Linked DNA regions of Homo sapiens: region 1 is linked to region 2. A link is an interaction called in ENCODE POLR2A ChIA-PET data of the cell type or tissue named here. Cell type or tissue: GM12878. All regions are shown on one strand. Each heading gives the region's core, and the rest is flanking DNA. Links, peaks and the distances in the headings are about the cores only. Region 1 overlaps CACNA1C (calcium voltage-gated channel subunit alpha1 C). Region 2 overlaps DCP1B (decapping mRNA 1B).

Region 1 (6,213 bases), core at 758-4,757, 69 kb after region 2:
ATGTCTCCTCACTTTTGAACGTGAATTCCCCAAACCTAAACCCAACTTCCCAGTACAGGAGGACGGGCTGGAAAATAAAACTTTGCTTCAAAAGTAAACTTTGGGTTTGGAAAATAAACTTATTTATTTTTCATAGCCAAAATGTTGCAGGTTTGGAGATAGAGGGGACAGTTCTGTGTAGCTCCCTAAGACACTGATCAAAATAGGAAAGAGCTTTAACATTATAGTCTAAGTGACAGGATTAGTTTTAGTTTCCCAAAGCAAAAATAATCCCATCATCAAAAAGTATGCTGGGAAACTTTCGCACTTTCGCATTTGTTTGCACCTTGTTCTACCCCCAGCTCTGGTCCTGTGATCTGTGGAGCCATATATGTTTTAATTTTTCTCTAAAGAAAAAAAGCTGTATTGAGGTATAACATCTACCTTGTTATAATTTTAAAATAGAGCAAGAGTAATAGCCACCATTTATTGAATGCCTAGCATGTGTTAGACAATGTTCTTGGTGCTTCATGTGCTTAATATGTTTTATCCTTACAGTAATCCTACCACGTGGGTTTTAATTATATTTTTTAGATAAGGAAACTGAGGACCAAAGTCTTAAGCAATGTGGCCACAGCCACCCAGACAGTGTTGGGGCTGGGAATTAAATTCAGGTCTGTCGGACTTTCAAAACATTTGCTCTTTCTGTTACTTCTCCCCATGGAGAACAGTAGAAAGAGAAACCCACTATCTCTCTATCCTGGGAAAATGACCTTGTCCTTGCCTTCTGGAACCTGGCTTAGATTTGCCTTGTGGAAGCTCAGAGCTGGAATCCTTGTTCTTACTTGATGGCTGCATGTTGTCGTGGTACCCCGCCTCCCCTCCTGGTCCCGTCCTCTGGCTTTCTTTCCCCTTATTCCCAGGGTTTCTGCCAGGGCCCTCCTTGCTTCTTCACATCTCCTCACAGGCCTTCACAGACCACCTAGGTCAGTACACCTTGTCTCCCGGGGGACCCATTTGTGGCATGGCCTTGCTTCACCACCCATTCTTGGAATATTTCCTCAGTCACTCCCTCCAGGAAAATAGACACTCTCCATTCTCAAACGAGATTCCCGTGAGTCCCGGGGACCATCCCTGTAAGCTGAGCTCTCCAGACTTCATGCATTATTTATTTATTTATTTTGAAATAGCAGCTTTGTTGAGGTATAATTCGCATACCGTAAAATTTACCCTTTTGATGTGTATGATTCAGTGGTCTACCTACTTCCCCAATATTTTCATCACCCGCAAAAAATACCCTTTACCCATTGGTAGTCACTTTTCATTCCCCTCTCTCTCCAGCCCTTGGCAACCATGAATTTACTTTTGTCTCTATGGATTTTCATGTGTTATTGACAGCAATAATAATTCCTTTTTTTTTTTTTTCCTGAGGTGTAGTCTCGCTCTGTCACCAGGCTGGAGTGCAGTGGTACGATCTCGTCTCACTGCAACCTCCGACTCCCTGGTTCAAGCGATTCTCCTGCCTCAGTCTCCTGAGTAGCTGGGACTACAGGCACCCACCACCATGCCTGGCTTATTTTTGTATTTTTAGTAGAGATGGGATTTCACCATGTTGGCCAGGATGGTCTCCATCTCCTGACCTCTTGATCCACCCGCTTGGCCTCCCAAAGTGCTGGGATTACAGGCGTGAACCACTGTGCCCAGCCAACAGCAATAATAATTCTACAGTTGGAGTTTGCTGTGTAGTCTGACTGTTGATAACATATCTCACAAATTTCAGACCTAGATAGGTCATGACAATTTACATGATAAATGATGACATTGAAAGGAAGCACGTGAAATTAGGGAGCTGGCTGTCATTTGGAGGTGGGATTAAGCGTTTTCTTTCAATTATACAAAAAAGTGGTTTTAGCATTTTTCAAAGGTATCTTAGCATAATGTCTTCAAGGTTCATCCACGTTGTACCATGTGTCAGGACTTCGTTCCTTTTTATGGCTGAATAGTATTTCATTGAAAGCACACGCCACATTTTGCTTATCCATTCTTCTGTTGATGGACACTTGCGTTTTCACCTTTTGGCTATTGTGAATGGTGCTGCAATGAACACCAGTATTCAAGTATCTATTTGAATCCATTTTTAGTTATTTTGGGTTTACCTAGGAGTGGAATTGCTGGCCCTGCAATATGACTTTTTAGCTTTAAGAGCCCACTTCCTTGGGTAGTGCCCCAAATTTGAAGCCCACGTAGATGAGACTACAGCATTAGGAAATCCTATTGTGTCAGTAGTGAGGGTTTGGTATTTAGTCTGGGCTCCCAGTTCCTATACCAGAAATTTGACTTTAATTGGTGTTTCACAATCTGACAGCTGCCTTTTGATGAGGAGTGACTGATACTGCCTCTGTTCAAAAAAACAAAATGAAACAAAAACGAAACAAAAAAAACCGGTGTCTCTATATCCAGTTCAGCTTTCACCTCGTTGCTGACCTGGCTTCGTAACTCAACAGGAAATTGGTGTTTGGCAAGACAAAGCTATTTAGTCTGTCTCTGTCTCTCCCTCTGCCTGTGTGTCTAGTCCAGGAGCACCCATGTCTGTGGCTAGAGATGTGGGCCTGATAAGCCTGGGGACTGTTGGGAGAGGGTGGCTCCCCTCATGTGTGGCTGGGCCGAGTCCTCCCTGGACTGTGAGGGGGAGGCAGCTCTGTGCTCTGTGCTGGCCAGGTGCTGCCTGCCCTGCCCCAGGCATGACTGATTAATAAGGGATCTCTGCCTTCAGCCTGAAAGCTGCCTTCAGAGGGGAAAAGCAGCTTCCCAGGGCTCTCACCTGCTCCTCATACATCTAAAGTCTAGGCAAGAGAGGCAAAAACGTGAGAAGAAAGGTAAACAGTCCGGGGAGAAAATTGGGAAAGGAGGAAGGGGAGAGGGAAGCGAGCAGTGGGTAGACAGCCAGGGGAAACAGCAGCACGTGGTAGGCTCTTGGCTGTGGATTGATGCCCCAGTTAAATGACTCTGGAAGCCTCTTTCCAGTCTTGGGATAGGTATTTTCTTGGTGATCATTTTACCTAAGAGTGATAATATCATCGGCTGCATTTCTGTCTTAGCATGTTGAACTCTGCTAATCTGAGGAAGAAACACACACATACATTGATGCCTCAGCTGAACCCATTAATCAGAGACCTGGGTATGGATAAAAAAGCGCACAGGCTCATGGAGGTATGTGAAGCTCAGAAGACTTTGCACTTTGAAGGCCAATGTACTTAATTTAATCCAACCGACTATTAGTAAATTCCTCTCCTTTGGGCTCTGCCCTCACACCCCCTCACTGGCCCTGCTCACAGGTGCCTCTGGGCCGCTGTGCAGAGCTGGAATGTTGCACAGCATTTCTCCAAGGTGGAAGCTTCTGTTGCCATATCTGGCTGCCTGAGACATCCTGGGGATTCGAGCTATACATCCAAGTGGATTTCAGTGACTCAGAGCTCATATTTGGTCTGTCGTGAATAGGATCTTGTGCCTCTGTTTTTAAAATTATTTAAAAGGCAAAAATTTTGACCTATGCCCAGCTGTCTGAAAGACCAGGAGATAAGAAGCCTTTTCTAGGATAAATTGACTGTGAAATATCTCTGAAAATGAACTGTCTCATGCCAGTTGTGATGAAAACAATTCTAAATAGTTTTTTTTCCTCCAGAATAGGAATGGTTAGTCATTAACAAAAAGTTATTGAGCGTCTGCTATCTGCAAGGCAGTTTGCTTATAGGATCTCTGGATTCAAGGGTATCTTCAAGGTACAGCCCTCAACTATCCCTTCCTTTAAGGGAAGTATCTATTCTAGGAGGTAAGATTTATGCCTAGACACACAGACATCCGCAACTGTAATAAAAGGCAGAACATGCTTGATGTTACAAGGATATAAAGATAAAGGCTCACAGATTTAAAGAAGAAGGGTGGTATGGAAAGATGGAATAAATGGAGGAAGTGTTATATGGAGGTTGTGACTGAGCCGTCCCTTGAAGGGTGGATAGAAATGGGGTGGAGAGGAGAGGCGCACATTCCCAACAGAAAGGGTGGGATGGCCTGTAATGTATTCACAGGGATGTGCGTTGGATTTCAAAGGAGTAGTGAGTTGAGTTTGGCTGGAGCAAGGTTTTGCAGGGGGAAGAAGTGGGAGAGAAAGTTGGAATGGCAGGAAGGGGATAATGCGTGGAGCACCCTGTATTGGGCTGAAGAGTTTGCATGGCATTTGGTAGGCAATGGAGGGCCGTTTAAAGTGTTTGAGTGGAGAGAGGGTATACTCAGAGCTGCTCTTCCAGGCAGCAGGCTAGAGGATAAGGTAGGGGAGTCGAGGCTGCAGGTAGAGGGGCAGTTCTGAGGCTGTTGCCACTGTCCAGGCAAGAGAGGGAAGGAGTGATTTTCCCAGCAGAAAGCCAGAGACAAGGGAGCCCTGTGCTGTGATCTGGATGGGAAGGGTAGAGGTTGTATTTGGAGGCAAGTAGAAGATGCCCAGCATGCACGCAGAATTAGAGTTCTGTCTAAGAAGGTGCTATTTGAAGCTGTGGAGGTGGAGCCATTGGGGAGAGAGAGAGCAGAGGGAAGGAACGATGGAGAGCTGAAGACAGACAGGAGGAGGGTAAAATGGAGGAGACAATGACAGAGTAGTCAGGGAGGTAGCGGGAGAGCCTTACTACTGCAGGGTCTTGGGGATCAAGGCAGGAGAGCATTTCCAGGAGGCCGTCATTGCTGAATGGAGTCGTGAAAGGGAAGATGGGAACTGAGAAGCCCGCTGGATTGAATGATTGGGCTGGAGAGTGGGTTCAGAGTGACTGTTGTCCCGCCGAACTGTGCAATGATGAGGCGTGGTGGTTGTGAAGCAGGGGCAGCACATGGGGACCACTCTTTCAAGAATTTTGGCTGTGAATAAAAGGAGAGGGGAGGGATTTGTTGGCACATGAGAGATTGGAAATGCAAGAGAGGGGAGCAGATGGGGAAGAAGGCAGTAGGCAGTGGCGTTGGGGATGGGAGTGGAAGGCTCAACCCCAGCAAAGGAGGTAGCACTCTGTCTTCAGAGGCAGACATGCAGTAAAGCAGGGGATGAGGAAACGTAGAGGGGCATGGGGGGAGCTGGAAAGGAGGACAGGAGGGGCCTCGGGCAGGGGTGCTGAATCCTGGGAGGGATGAGGCAGCTGGAGTGGGGCCTGAGCTTGAGGAGACCGGAAGAGGGAACGGTCAGTGGGAAACACTATGAGACACCCAAAGAAATCCACAAGGGTGCCCAGGTCCCAGAGGCACCGGCCGAGGTCTGGAAGCATGAGTTAGGGGCCAGGAGTGATTGGCATTCCTAGAGAAAGCTTCCCCAGAAATGAATTTGGCAAAGTGAGACAGCTGCTGACTAGGTCTGGGGGCAAAGGGTTCTAGCTCTGTAGGAGGCGTGCCAAGCTCGAGCTGGTGTGGGAGAATCAAGGTGGCCAGTGGGATGCAGGAGCCAGGATGCATCGTTTTAGTGGGAGTCAGGGAGTCTGAATCCCCCAGCCTGCCTCCATCCCAGGTGGATTAGTCATCAGAATAGCCAATGGGCCCCTTGAGCTCTGAGTGGATGCACAAAGGGCCAGGTGGACTTTCTTTGGGGAGCATAACAGGAAGAAGATGACAAAAGCCTGGGTGGTGGAGATGGTGGCAGTTTAAGGATGTGGGCTTAGGACTGTGGACTAGGATGCACGTGTGTGTGTGTGTGTGTGTGTGTGTGTGTGTGCGCGCGTGTGCGTGCCTGTATGTAAGGGCAGGCACATGAAGACAGACTTTATTGGTTTCACAGTTTGGCCTCCAGAGGGTCTTCTGGGTGCTGACACCAAAGCAGAGAGAGCTCGTGGTGTGCAGCCCTGAGGTCACGTTTGTGACGTGGATGGAAGGAAGCAGGGGATGGGAGGACTGGTGGAGGTGGACGTCAGACACCAGGCTTCCCACAGACTGTCTTGGGCATCAAGGACAAGGAACCTGCACTGTTAACCTCAGTCAGGGCGCAACGGTAGAAAGGAGGAGTGATGGGGCAATCAAGACCACAAGTGCCAACCTCAGCGCACTCACCTGGAGAATACTTACCTTCACACTGTTCCCACCCCTGTCTTTCCATGCCCTTCCATCCAAACCAAGCCCAGCTTCACAGCCTATGATATTGGCTCTCTGGAGAACCGGTTAGCCTTTGTGGAGTGTTAAGCCCTGCGATTTTATATCCTTATAATTATATCA
Region 2 (6,213 bases), core at 1,255-5,254:
ATCATTTTAATGCATCTTAATGATGCATTGGGGTTAAAATGTCAAATATTATTTACATTATACTCATTAAAATTACACTGAATAGTATATGGTAGGCAAATTCATGTATCTTGAGTTCAAAGAGTAGGATGAAAAATATACAGAAAACATTTCTTCACTGCAAGGTCTTTATGAAAGCTGTCCACAAAGCATAAGGTGCATGTGTGTGCACACATATGTATTTATATATTGAGTATTATGTTCTTGTTTTCTGTGTGTAGAGATGTCCCTGCAACTGGCATATTTTCAGCAATCTTCCTCTGGGCTGACCAGCAGTGCAACACAAGTGGTCAGAAACGATACGAGAGTAAAATGTAGTATGAGAAAGGCGATGGCTACTTCATTTCAAATCTGACAAGGACTATTTAGTTACCTACTACGACTTCCACATTACAAAGGGTTATTAAATTCTTAATGACTGAAAGAAACTTTTTGGACTTTGATTTTTTATTTACTTGTATTCAGAAGATGGCACTCCTACAATACAGGCCCTCAAACACTTTGTCAGCTCACTCGGCCAAAAGTGATACATAAAGAAAAAGTGCCATAGCAGACTCGTTAATTCTTCGTTCAGGGAGCCACCTATGTGTGTGTCTCTGCAGTCTCCTCACTAAGAACTTGCCTCACCCAGCCCTGCTCAGGCTTAAGATCAGCAATGGGTTCACACTACAAATCCATAAAGCTTCAAAAGACAGGGTTTAGGTTTATATCATCATATTTATATTCACTTAAACTCTTCCAAGGAAGAATCTATTCCATCATTAGGGCATGCATTTCCTAAACATTAACATTTGTTAAAATGCTGACACCCCCCATAGCCACTGATACCAAATGCAAACACAATGGCAAACACTGTACAATTTTAAACACTTGGCCAAACTTCAGAAGTAAAACAACCCACTGTAGTAAGAAAGACTCACATCTGGCATTTCTGTAGAGAAGGAAAGGGTCCTGGAGTTGGAAATCCAAGTCTTTAGTAATAGGTTCTGTCCTATTTTCCATGCTCAGCCTATTCATAATGGTGAATCCATGCTTTGGAGAAGCAGACCTAAAAATCACAAGGAGTCAGGGGGAAATCAATAGACAAATTGCTTAGTATGCTATATTTTCAGTATAAGTACATTCTGATGTGTCTCTCAACCTTTGTTTGTATATGCAGCTTTATATAAGCAGCCTGTACACGTACTTCTTCACCACTGGCATCATTATGGACTAATTCCCATGTAATGCAGCAGCACTGGCATGATGATTCATTTGGTAAAATTGAGTCATACTTCATTTGTGGTGTGTGTGTGTGTGTGTGTGTGTGTGTGTATACAGATGTTGTTTATTTCTTAACCTAACGTTGTAAATTCCTTTAAGGCAGAGTAACTACTTTTTAAAACATTACTGACTTTTAAAGAATACTTTTTAAAAGTTAAATTAATTAAAGATATTTTAAACAATCTTGGTAGTTAATATTAGAGTGTACATCACAATTATATGAAGAAAATTTTCATAGAAAATTTTAAGTGTTAGTCTGAAATTGAAGCCTGCAAAATCTCTTAGTGATATGAAGCAACTCTGAACAATGAACTTGTGAGGACACAGCCTGAACTAGAAGTTTACATAACAGTGCAAAGGGCAGATACTTTGTTTTCTTCAATGCAAAGCAAACAGCTTCACAGATAAACCACTATAAGTTTTTCTCTATAAAAATGTGACATTTAGTGATGTTTTATTTTCATTTCACTCAATAAACCTTGAATGCCTGCTCTGCCAGGCAGAAAGAATCCAAATTATACTGAGTATAAACTCTAACAACTACATGTGCATTCATCTACCCTTGGGTGACAGCCATATAGTAATTCAACTGCGCAACTTCCGGTGACAAATGAAACACCACATACTTACACACTGAAGCTGAAGCAAGCAGAATTCATTTATTTACTTTAAATGAGGGTGCTAGGGCTGTTATTAACAAACCCACAGAAATGTTATGAGCAACAGGAAGACAAGTTGTTTATGTCTTAGTTTTATTTTACCTCTATTTGATACTGATCAAGGAACACAGCTACATAACCACTACCAGGATTTTCTTCTGAAACCTCCAATTTTAAAATTGATGGGAGGCAATCCTTGCCTAGCTTATTTTACAAAGGGGTAAAGTGGTGGTAAGCATACAATCAATACCAGAAATAATCATGATCATCACTTCAACTTAAATTCAGAGGAAGAATGAAAATGTACTCCCAAAGAGCTCTGTTAGGGGTCTTCTGGAACTGTCAAGTTCAGAAATCACCAGTGGGTGTCTCTATGAACTCTCTATTACAGAAAGGAAGGCATGGGAGGAAATAAATGATTTTTTAAATGGGATTAAGTGTTTTCATACAAGAATGAGAATTTGATTCTGCATGTATTTCATTATCACAACAGGATCTCACCTCTTTAATAGTACAGCTACTATAGCATCTCATAATTTAGAAAATAGGCCCAGGGGATAAATGTGCCAACTGCTCTAAAGCAACTTCTGTAAGAGAAGTCAAAATAAATCACTGCCAGCTCCATTCCCTGTAACAAGCCTCCCACCCCCCACCCACCATGAGTTTTACATGCTTTTTGTAATTCGCTACTGAAGAAAGCCTTCAACATTCTAGGATCTGGGAGGTTTTTGTTTTGCAGGGGATAAGGGAGGCATCCCATTCTTGAGGAGTTAGATTTGGAGAAAAGACTAAAAAACAGCAAAGGATTTTTTTCTCAATTTAATGTTTTGTTTAATTGAGAGTTCCATTAGAGACTTAGAGTATAGTAAGAAATCCTTGAAAATACAAACTTATATTTGGTCTGGATGTACAAAAGAAAATATTTGTATGATTTGTTCCTCTTCCATAGTTAAAAAAAAACCCTACTAAAAATTCCCCAAATCAATCATTAATACTTACTAATACATCTTTTCTGTCACTTCTCCAAAGAATCATAATGCGTGTTGTGAGAGATGAGTGAGAACGCACCCTGTGTGCATGGCACATAGTACAGTGCAACCCTATGGCTTTTGTTGTAAACTTCAGAATCCTCAAGAGTGCTCATACTCTACCCAATAAACTTGCCTGGGGGCATGCTCTGGTGCTCTGGATGTTTGGGAGCATAATGTAGACTCATATACCAACGGTTCTTGGGTACTCCACTGCTCTTCTGAGACTGTGAAGAACCTGACCTCCTTGTCACCAAGTGTGCTGGCCTTGCCTCCCATTCCTTCCTTCCACCTCCCATTGTTGCCTCCACTGGAACAGACCTTCCTCCCCTGCAGCTGAGCTCCCTCCTGCCCAGCATACACAGACCTCCATCATGCCCACACTTTGCCCCAAATGGGCCTCTCTGTGCTGTTCTAGTCCTGCTTTTATCTTTCCAGCTGACTCATCTGTATCCTTGCTGGCCCTCAAACCTAACCATAAACCCTCATCGGTTCCTCTTTATACTCACTCCTTCAGGGAACAGCTTTTATTTCATGGTTTCAACTACCAAATTACTTCAGACAACTCTAAACCATCTCCAGCCCTGCCCTTACTCTGAGGGGCTGGCCACCTCCACCCAAGTGTCCTGCTACCAGTTCCAAATCATTACTTCAAAGTAAAATGAGGGCTGATCCTCAAGCCACATTCTTGACCTCCTGTCTTTCTTTTCCACCAATGCTTCTGTCATTCTCAATCTTCCATGTTCAAAATATTGTCATTTTTAAAATTTCACCATTGCAATACCCTTTCCATTTCAATTTCTATTATTCTAATCCCAACTCTCATCATTTCATATCTACCCCACTGCAATAATCTTCTCACTGTCCTGACTCCAATTTCTTCCAGAACTAGTGCGTCCCCATGAAGTGAATACACTGACTTTCCCCATACATTTTCTCTATTACTCTCCTGTTCATAAGCCTTCAATAACTTCCTACTGCTAAGAAAATAATCTCAAAATCCAGAGTCTGCCATTCCAAGCTAGCAAATCTCTTTACACTTGCTAACTACTATAAACCAGTATAAGCCCTCTGCACCACATCTCCCTCACTGTCCCTTTAACACACCAGGTTCTCCGCCCCTGCTTTTGCCATTCTTCCTGTTGAGACTGCCTTCCCTCTCCTCTATGCAAGCTAAGTTCCACCATATTCCTGAGGCCCAATTCAAGACACATCACTCTATAAAGCAGGGGTGTCCAATCTTTTGGCCTTCCTGGGACACCTTGGAAAGGGAAGAATTGTCTTGGGCCACACATAAAATACACTAATAATAGCTGATGAGCTAAAAAAAAAAAAAAAAAAAAAAAAAAAAAAAAAAAAAAACAACAAACTCTTCTAATGTTTTAAAGAAGTTTACGAATTTCTGTCAGGCTACATTCAAAGCCATCTTGGGCCACGTGTCCTATGGGCCGTGGGTTGGACAAGCTTGCGATAAAGCCTTCCATGATCACAGCAGCCCATTCATTGCTCAGAATCTATCCACTGGCACTTAGGATACTCTATCCTGTATTGTGGCTTACCATAAACATGAATATATGTGGAAAGAAAATACACTTGTGTGTGTGTATTTCCTGTCTCCCCAGTGAAACAGATACCCCTAGAAAGGTTTATATTAGGTCTTTTAATTTCATCTTTGTACCCTCATTGAAGGTGATGACCTTTGGCTATGACATTTTATGTGAATGTTTATGTGAATGAAAAGTTTATTTATTGAGCCAATATACATAATGTATGTCTCTATATGCACTCGTAATTTGATATTAATATCTGATAACAAGAAATGACTAAAAACATGAGTTTATTAAATCTATCCTGAAACATATTCTATTGACTAGACAATGGAGGACTGAAAGACATCTTCAATTTTGGATCATGCTTTTTTAAAGAGTCAGGGGTGGGAGAAAAGTGATCAACAGCCAGGTGCGGTGGCTCACGCCTGTAATCCCAGCACTTTAGGAGGCCAAGGCGGGTGGATCACGAGGTCAGGAGTTTGAGACCAGCCTGACCAACATGGTGAAACCTCCGTTGCTACTAAAAATTAGCTGGGCGTGGTGGCGCATGCCTGTAATCCCAGCTACTCAGAAGGCTGAGGCAGGAGAATCACTTGAACTCAGGAGGCAGAGGTTGCAGCAAGCCAAGAGCTGTGATCGTGCCACTGCACTCCAGCCTTGGTGACAGAGCGAGACTCCATCTCAAAAAAAAGAAAAATGATCAATGAAACCCTTTTCCAAATATTAACTGAACAATCTAGTATTTCTGATAGTGTTCTTCTAGCTCCTTGCCAATGCATTATATTCAAGAACTTTGTGCCATTCACTTGAATCAAAGAATATTTAATCTATTTTAAACAGTGCCCAGTCAATGATTTAAGTTCATCTACATTGAAGTTTAAATTATATTCTGAAATTAGTATTCATCACGATATACCAGGTGACATTATTTGGTATTCCCTTCTTCGTGTCAACTAATAATTTCAAAACTGAGATTTAATTCTTTTACTTCTTTTTGAAATAAAACTGCATGCACTTGAAGAAGAGTGACACAACGGAGCTAAAATATTATTTTGAAGATTAGTTTCTTTATAAAAGTGAAACACTCTTACCTTGTATAAACAAATAAGGTTCCTTCCACATCAGTTTTCTCCTAAACAATAAAAACAAAACACACAAGACATGTATGTTCTCTTCAATTCACAAAGGTATAAAACAAATTCTCATAGAATAGGAATTATATATAACTTCAATGGGCCAAATATACCCAACATGAGGAGTTATTCTCAGGAAAAGGAGAAAGCAAGTTCTATGTCATCATTGTGCCTCTGCAGATTAGGCAGCAGGAAGCAGTCTTTCTTTTGTCATTTATAAAACAAATCATCATTATCTCTCTTTACCAAATACAGGGATAGCAGCATACCCTTAGCTGAAACAATGAGAAAATAAGTGTGCTATGCGGATTTAATTAGAAAGAAGAGTGCTGCCTTTTTCTCCTTCCACCACACTGGGTATAGAGAAAGCTGCAGACATCACTGGTGTCTGCATTTCACTATCCTTCATTTTGTTTTCTGGGTTCATTTTCTCCTGCCATATCCAGTGACTTAGGAGAGCAGATGATCTGTCAATAACTTTACTTTGACTGCTAGACAGAGAGGGCAATGATGCCACAGAGTTCTCAGATGAATCAATCAC

Evidence for each region. ChIA-PET counts read pairs that join two places held together with the same protein. Peaks named below come from ENCODE experiments on the same cell type or tissue, not always from the same donor. Only the 100,000 strongest peaks of a DNase experiment are listed, where the experiment ranks them.
Region 1: POLR2A ChIA-PET joins it to region 2 with 7 read pairs; 4 of 35 experiments call an interaction of 5 or more read pairs at or near these places.

The regions. Positions count from the first base shown.
Region 1 is chr12:2,061,764-2,067,976 of GRCh38, forward strand. The region is part of intron 1 of CACNA1C (calcium voltage-gated channel subunit alpha1 C); the gene reads left to right. Among named protein-coding and RNA genes, the nearest start is that of CACNA1C, 12 kb to the left of the region's middle. In GM12878, for the core only: no CTCF peak of the experiment used is centred there; a DNase peak (open chromatin) is centred at 2,448; H3K27me3 peaks cover 132 bases.
Region 2 is chr12:1,992,305-1,998,517 of GRCh38, forward strand. It overlaps DCP1B (decapping mRNA 1B), which reads right to left. Exons shown (of 9, transcript NM_152640.5): 2 at 5,631-5,671; 3 at 960-1,087. It also overlaps a transcript of CACNA1C not described here. Among named protein-coding and RNA genes, the nearest start is that of DCP1B, 9.0 kb to the right of the region's middle. RefSeq lists a silencer at 1,159-1,453. In GM12878, for the core only: no CTCF peak of the experiment used is centred there; a DNase peak (open chromatin) is centred at 3,437; H3K4me3 peaks cover 869 bases; H3K27ac peaks cover 488 bases.